2 separate regions of the Homo sapiens genome follow, and region 2 is linked to region 1. The links are chromatin loops, found by intact Hi-C in ENCODE. Cell type or tissue: endothelial cell of umbilical vein. All regions are shown on one strand. Each heading gives the region's core, and the rest is flanking DNA. Links, peaks and the distances in the headings are about the cores only.

The links. Peaks named below come from ENCODE experiments on the same cell type or tissue, not always from the same donor. Only the 100,000 strongest peaks of a DNase experiment are listed, where the experiment ranks them.
Region 2: it touches region 1 in a loop (6-fold over the local background); 37 of 110 quality-filtered maps call a loop at or near these places.

What each region holds. Positions count from the first base shown.
Region 1 is chr3:194,139,936-194,142,840 of GRCh38, reverse strand. No RefSeq gene overlaps it. Among named protein-coding and RNA genes, the nearest start is that of HES1, 5.2 kb to the right of the region's middle. RefSeq lists silencers at 957-1,376, 1,467-1,536 and an enhancer at 1,169-2,163. In endothelial cell of umbilical vein, for the core only: no CTCF peak of the experiment used is centred there; DNase peaks (open chromatin) are centred at 670, 1,230, 1,360 and 2,170; H3K4me3 peaks cover 436 bases; H3K27ac peaks cover 2,311 bases.
Region 2 is chr3:194,254,288-194,257,192 of GRCh38, reverse strand. LINC02037 (long intergenic non-protein coding RNA 2037) reads right to left here. Exons shown (of 4, transcript NR_125402.1): 3 at 1,837-1,962; 4 at 1-8. Among named protein-coding and RNA genes, the nearest start is that of LINC02036, 5.6 kb to the right of the region's middle. RefSeq lists a silencer at 1,404-1,453. In endothelial cell of umbilical vein, for the core only: no CTCF peak of the experiment used is centred there; a DNase peak (open chromatin) is centred at 1,712; H3K27ac peaks cover 1,852 bases.

The DNA of each region.
Region 1 (2,905 bases), core at 117-2,616:
TCCCTTTATTCCCATAGTGCCTGGTTCAATAATTATCAAATGAATGCATGAAATTCAGAAACTAAGGAAGAAGCAGTGGTCCTTTCACCTAGGGCCTGGTGCAATTACAAGCAGATCCTGCCATCGCTGGGCAAAGGCCGGGACTGGCTTTCTTGTCTGGTGAACGTCCCTCACTGTGGTTAAGAATCCGAAGAGCTGACAGCACTATTCTAAATGCTTTAAGTGCATGTACTCATTTCATCTTCTCAACCCTGTGAAGCACTACCCTGACGAGCCCTAAGTTACAAATGAGATACAGAGTTACAAAATTGAGGCAGGGAGTTCAGTAATTTCCCTCGGGCTCAAAACCTAAGCCAAGCCGCCAGGAGCCAGACCACGTGCTTCTAACCCCTGGGCTGTATTGCATTTAAGCCAACCACTGCGGCAGGGCTTATCCCTCTTTTTCTTTTTTTGACCTCTAAGCCAATTTGTATATTTGAAAACTTAGATACCACACCATGGTAAACATACTGACATCTCCCCAGACTGGACGTATATATGTTCATCTCCGCGTTTTCCCTCACCCTTCTGCTTCTAACCCTTCCTGTTGAACTCATCTTTCACCTCTCGGCTTCAAGTGCCAACTCTGAAAAACCTCCCCGGCCTGGTTTCCTCTCATCAGAATTAATCTCTCTGTTCTAGGTGCCCTTTGTTTAAACTTCAGTTTTGGCACTTAGCACATCAAACCTGGGATGAGTCACGAGGGTGTTTGTGGATCTCCCCGGCTACACAGGGAGCTCGGTGCGGCGGAGGCTGGTGGGAATTGGGCCTGCTGAGCACTCAGTAGGCGCTCAGGGTTTTCAGAAATGAGGATTTTTTTTTTAGGCGTCCAGGGTTGCTGTCTGGTGGCAAGGTCTTTTTTGGGACGGCTCTGTGGGCTGGGATGGCCTCACCCCGCCGCTCTGCCCACTCCTGCCCCGGCGTGGCCTGCCGCCTGGCAGGGCTCTGCGGGCCGCGAGGGCCTCTAGTGCCCCGGCCCTGGCCTCGGCCCAGTTTCCCCAGCTACTAAATGCGGCCCGGAGCTACCGGGGGAACTGGAAAAACACTGGCAGGCGGCCCCACCCCCAGGCCCGGCGGGGCCGCGCGGCCGCCTTCCTGCGGCCTAGGCCTGCTGCTTGGGAGGCGCTGGGGCCCGGGGCGGGGGAAGCGGGGGCGGCGGCCTGCCTGTCAGCGGGAGCGGGCGCGGGCTCGTGTGTCAGCGCCGCCCGCCCGCCCGCCCGCCGGGCCTCCCGGCCTCCCGCCGCCGCCGCCGCCGCCGCCCGCTCCCCCCGCGGCCTGGCAGGCTGCCGGCTGCACAGGCGGGGGTTCGCGCCGTTCTCACGACCTCTCAGGTTGCCTGAGCTCATCTGGGAGCTATTCATTTCCTGCCAGAAAGCAGCCGGGCCTGCTAAGCGAACCACCTTGGCCGCAGGGCCGCCAGGGCTGGCCCGGCGTGGCCGCCCTGGCCGGCTCCCGCCCGGGCGGAGGGCCCCGGGCGGCCTCCCTGGAACCCCCGGGCCGCCCCGGCGGGCGCGCGGCGGGGGCAGCCCGTCCGCCCATCTGGTTGCACTTAGGAGCCGGGGAGGAAGCTAGGAGCGGGTTGTTACCGGCCAACGGGTGTGGGAAAAGTTAATTGACTTTAATGACAGGTTTCCCGGGACGGTGGTGACGACGAGGGGGTCCAACGAAACCCCAGGGTCCCCATTCCAGAAACGCGTGGGGTGGGACGGGGCGCGAGGAGGGGCGAGCCTCCGGAGTCGCGCTTCTGCGCTTGGAGAGGGCTCTCGTGTTGACCGAAGAGCACCCCCACCCCCTTCCAGTTCGGCGCCTTTCCCGCTCCGGATGCTGCTGGAGACGGCGGGGGGCCGGGGCCCCGGAAGGGCTCCATTGAGAGGCTAATGCGCGCGGCAGCCGGGGCCCGCGGCCCGCATCCGGACGCAGTTTGGAGTCGTGCCTTATCTCCCCGAGCGATCAGCACTGCTGGGGGCCGGCGAGAGGGGCTGCTGGTGTGCCCGAGGCCGTATAATTAGGCCAGGCCTGAGGGACCCCCAGGGAGGCAACATCATTGAAGTCGTTTTTGAAGTTTCGCCTCTCCCTCAGCTACTTACTCCAGAAACAGCCAAAGTGCAGGAGGGTACAGCGTCTTAGAAATAAGTCCATTCATTTTCCAGACTTGGAAATGACCCAGAGAAGGGAAATGACTTATCCAAGGTGACACAGTGAATTTGGTGGCATAGCTGGGCAGGAACTGGAAAGTGCCCTTTCCGGTTTGGAGCCTAGTGGGGTCTCCACCTTCTCCCCTTACTGTAACAAAGAAAAAATCCTCGTGGAATAGTCTAAACCTAGCTTTCAGGGGGAAAAAAAGTGCTCTTTTCAAATCACCAATTAAAAAAAAGAAAAAAACGTATTTGTGTTTTTCCTTTGATTTAGTCCCCTCCCTAGGAAGATATCTATGTACTTTCGGTGATATTAATACAAATGCACTTTTAAAATTGTTCCCCTTCAACATAGGGACATTGAATTTTCAACTGGTGTTGAGATTTTTTTTTCCTGTGAATTTTAAAGACATCGATGTAAAAGGAATTCCTTGTGTAAAAATAAGACATTGAGGTCTGATTTTTTCTACCAGGACTGTTAAGGGGCTCCTAGTGGACCCAGAGGACAGGCTTACCAAATGAAACACTGGTGCTTGAGTTGGGTGTCTTAATGGACGATTGTTATTTTGTTTGTGTTTCAACAGGAGGGAAAACGTGGAAAAATGATAAGGGTGTGTGTGTGTTTCTTTGGCGGAAGGTGTGTTGGACACCTTTCATGTACACAAAGTAAGGCAGGTAGGAGACAAATTCAAAAAGGTCTCTTTTAAATCTCTCCCTCTGGGGTGGAAGCT
Region 2 (2,905 bases), core at 242-2,741, 110 kb before region 1:
TTCCGCCTCTGTGACAGGAGGCGGGGTCAGAGGCGGGATCAGAGGTGGGGTTGTACTTTTCACCTATTTTGGGGTTCTTCTAAATTAGGAAGACTGGATGCTGGGTAGTTAAAAAACAACATGTGTCCACAACTGTTATAAATATAATATTCTCAAGTGAGAAAAACACCAAAACTTTGTCCCACCAAAGAATACCAATGTTAGGCAATGACACAGGGAGGCAGCAGCCTGTGAAAGACAGGAGATAGGCATTTCAGAAAAGACTGAGGACCTTTCTAGAGGAATGTGTTCCGTTCTGACTGTCTCTCAGAGAGATGGAAGCAAGTTGAGTGGGGGTGGAGACCAATGGAGGATGAGGTGTTTCTAACAACCAGAAATGCCCACCACTAAATGGAGTGATTCAGAAGGTTGAGACCTCTTCACACCTGGAAGTCTTTGCACTGGGACATTGTCAAAGGGAGCAGACCCCCTCAGGCATAGGAGGCCCTAAGGCTGTACTGTCCATGACAGAAGCCGTTAGCCACACTGCACTCTGAGCACATATTGAAATGATCATCTGCTCTATTGAACTAAGTAAAATGTATTACTATAATTAATTTTTCCTGCTTCTATTTGTTAATATTGTTGCTAGGGAATTTACAGTCACCTGTGTGGCTTCATTATATTTCTGCTGGGCTGCTAGAAGGTCTCTTCTGGCTCTGAGATGTCTCCATCCCTAAACCTGCTGCCATCCCTCCCTTCAGGGCTGCACCAGGTGTCCATATGGTGGGGCTCTAGGAAACCGGATGAATAACAACACCCTTTCTTCTTTCAGAGTCCAGAACCAACTGAGAGAAAGTGTCCCCTTTCTTGGCAAATTGGAGGAAAATGCAGCTTGAGGTACGGCCAGGCAGGCTTGCTAATACATCACACCTGGGACAGATAAGCTTTATTATCTGCTAGGGCCTGGCGCAGATGGCCAGCTGCGGACCTCCCCCAGGACGGAGCCCAGCACAGAAGGCCGCCTTCTGCTCCAAGAGGCAGAGGGATCGAGCCCCACAGGTGCGGGTTTTCTCCCAAACTCATGAGTTACACAAATCATCCTGCTCTTGGGGAGAAGCGAGGTTGGGAGTAATGTCGAGGTTTCTCCCAGGGACACCAGTGTAAGGAGGAGTGTGAGGGGATACAGACTTAGATTTTCTCAGCCTTAAACCTCCAGAAATAGTCCAGTGTCCAGCATGATGAGATTCAGGGAAACTGGGGCTGGCCTTTGGGCAACTTACTCCACCTGTTTAAGCTCTATCTTCTGACTGGTGCTAGGAGCACCCACATGGGCACAGAATGTGACGATGCCTAGAAACACGCATCACCTTGCTCAGTGCAGGCTCAGTGCTCAACACAGAGCAGCTACTGTTTCTTCCCCTACTGCTAGCACTCAGTGTGAACTGTGTATCACATGGAGCAAACTGCGGGGCGGGGCCGGGGTTCGCCTATCTCTTACTGGTCTTGTGTCTAAGACCAGTTATAGAATTGTGGGATTTCAGAGCCGTTAGAGATCCCAGATACCATCTCGTCATGTGGCAGATTAAGTAACTGGTCTGTAAGCGAGGAAGGGAGGCGACAGTCAGGAAGAGGGCCGTATGGGGGTGGTAAGTGACACGTGCAACCTCTCCACCCGCCCCCACCCCGTCACCACACTTCCTGGACCTAGTAATTCAGGAAGGCAGTCTGTCTGACCAAAAGGCAGGAAGTCCGCCGGGCCCACTCCCATCCTGGTGGCGTGGCGGCTGGGCTCTGTTCTCAGGCTGCTAGCACCGTACTCCCAGTGGGCATGTCAGGCAAGTCCTGGCTGCTCACCTCAGTTCTAGAATCTGCCACATTCAGAGTCTATTTCTTAGTTGTTTCTGCTTTCCTCATATGTTATATCACTGGGACACCCTCAGGTCATCTCAGGTTCCAGTGGAGCCGTCCCAGACCCAGCATCTGAAAAGAGATAAAGAGATATTTTTGTGATTCTTTTTAAGATACTTTTTCCATTTACTTTATTGTTTTTGAAATGGAAAATATTAAGTTGAATATTTTAATGCAAATCTATTTGTGAATCCAATTATGTGATACTTAATTTTTTTTATTTTTAAAAATAAAATAATCAGTGATACATTTAATAGGGTATGTATTACAAAAATTATATATATATATATATATATATATTTTTTTTTTTTTTTGAGACAGAATCTTGCTCTGTTGCCCAGGCTGGAGTGCGGTGGTGTGATCTCGGCTCACTGTAACCTCCGCCTCCCAGGTTCAAGCGATTCTCCTGCCTCAGCCTCCCGAGTAACTGTGGCTACAGGCATGCACGACCAAGCCCCGCTAATTTTTTTTGTATTTTTAGTAGAGACCGGGTTTCACCATGTCAGTCAGGCTGGTCTTGGACTCTTGACCTCAAATGATTCGCCTGCCTTGGCTTCCCAAAGTGTTGGGATTACAGGTGTGAGCCACCTCGTCTGGCTTACAAGATTAGTTTTTATCTTAAAATAAATTGAACAAGGCCAAAATTTGACTTGCAGTTAACCAGAAGTGTGAAGTATTTATGCCGTGGAATCCACGCCTCTGTCTATTGTCGTTTCTCTAATATTCTTTCTGTATACACAAAATACATCCTAATCATGACTCAAGATAGATCTATTCCTTGGAGAGTGATAGAGATGATGACAAGGAATAAAGAATTTTCTGTTTGGAGAGAAACATAGATGGATGAGCTTGAGTTTGCTTGCAGTTCCTCTTCACAGCACAAATGGGGAGCAGCATCAGAGCTGGACTCAGAGACCAGGGTTCTTATCTCAGCTTTGCCACCATTAAACTGGAGATCTGGGGCAAGTCACTTCCCTCTCAGTTACCTCGTTGCCAGCCTTAGAAGACCAGCCGA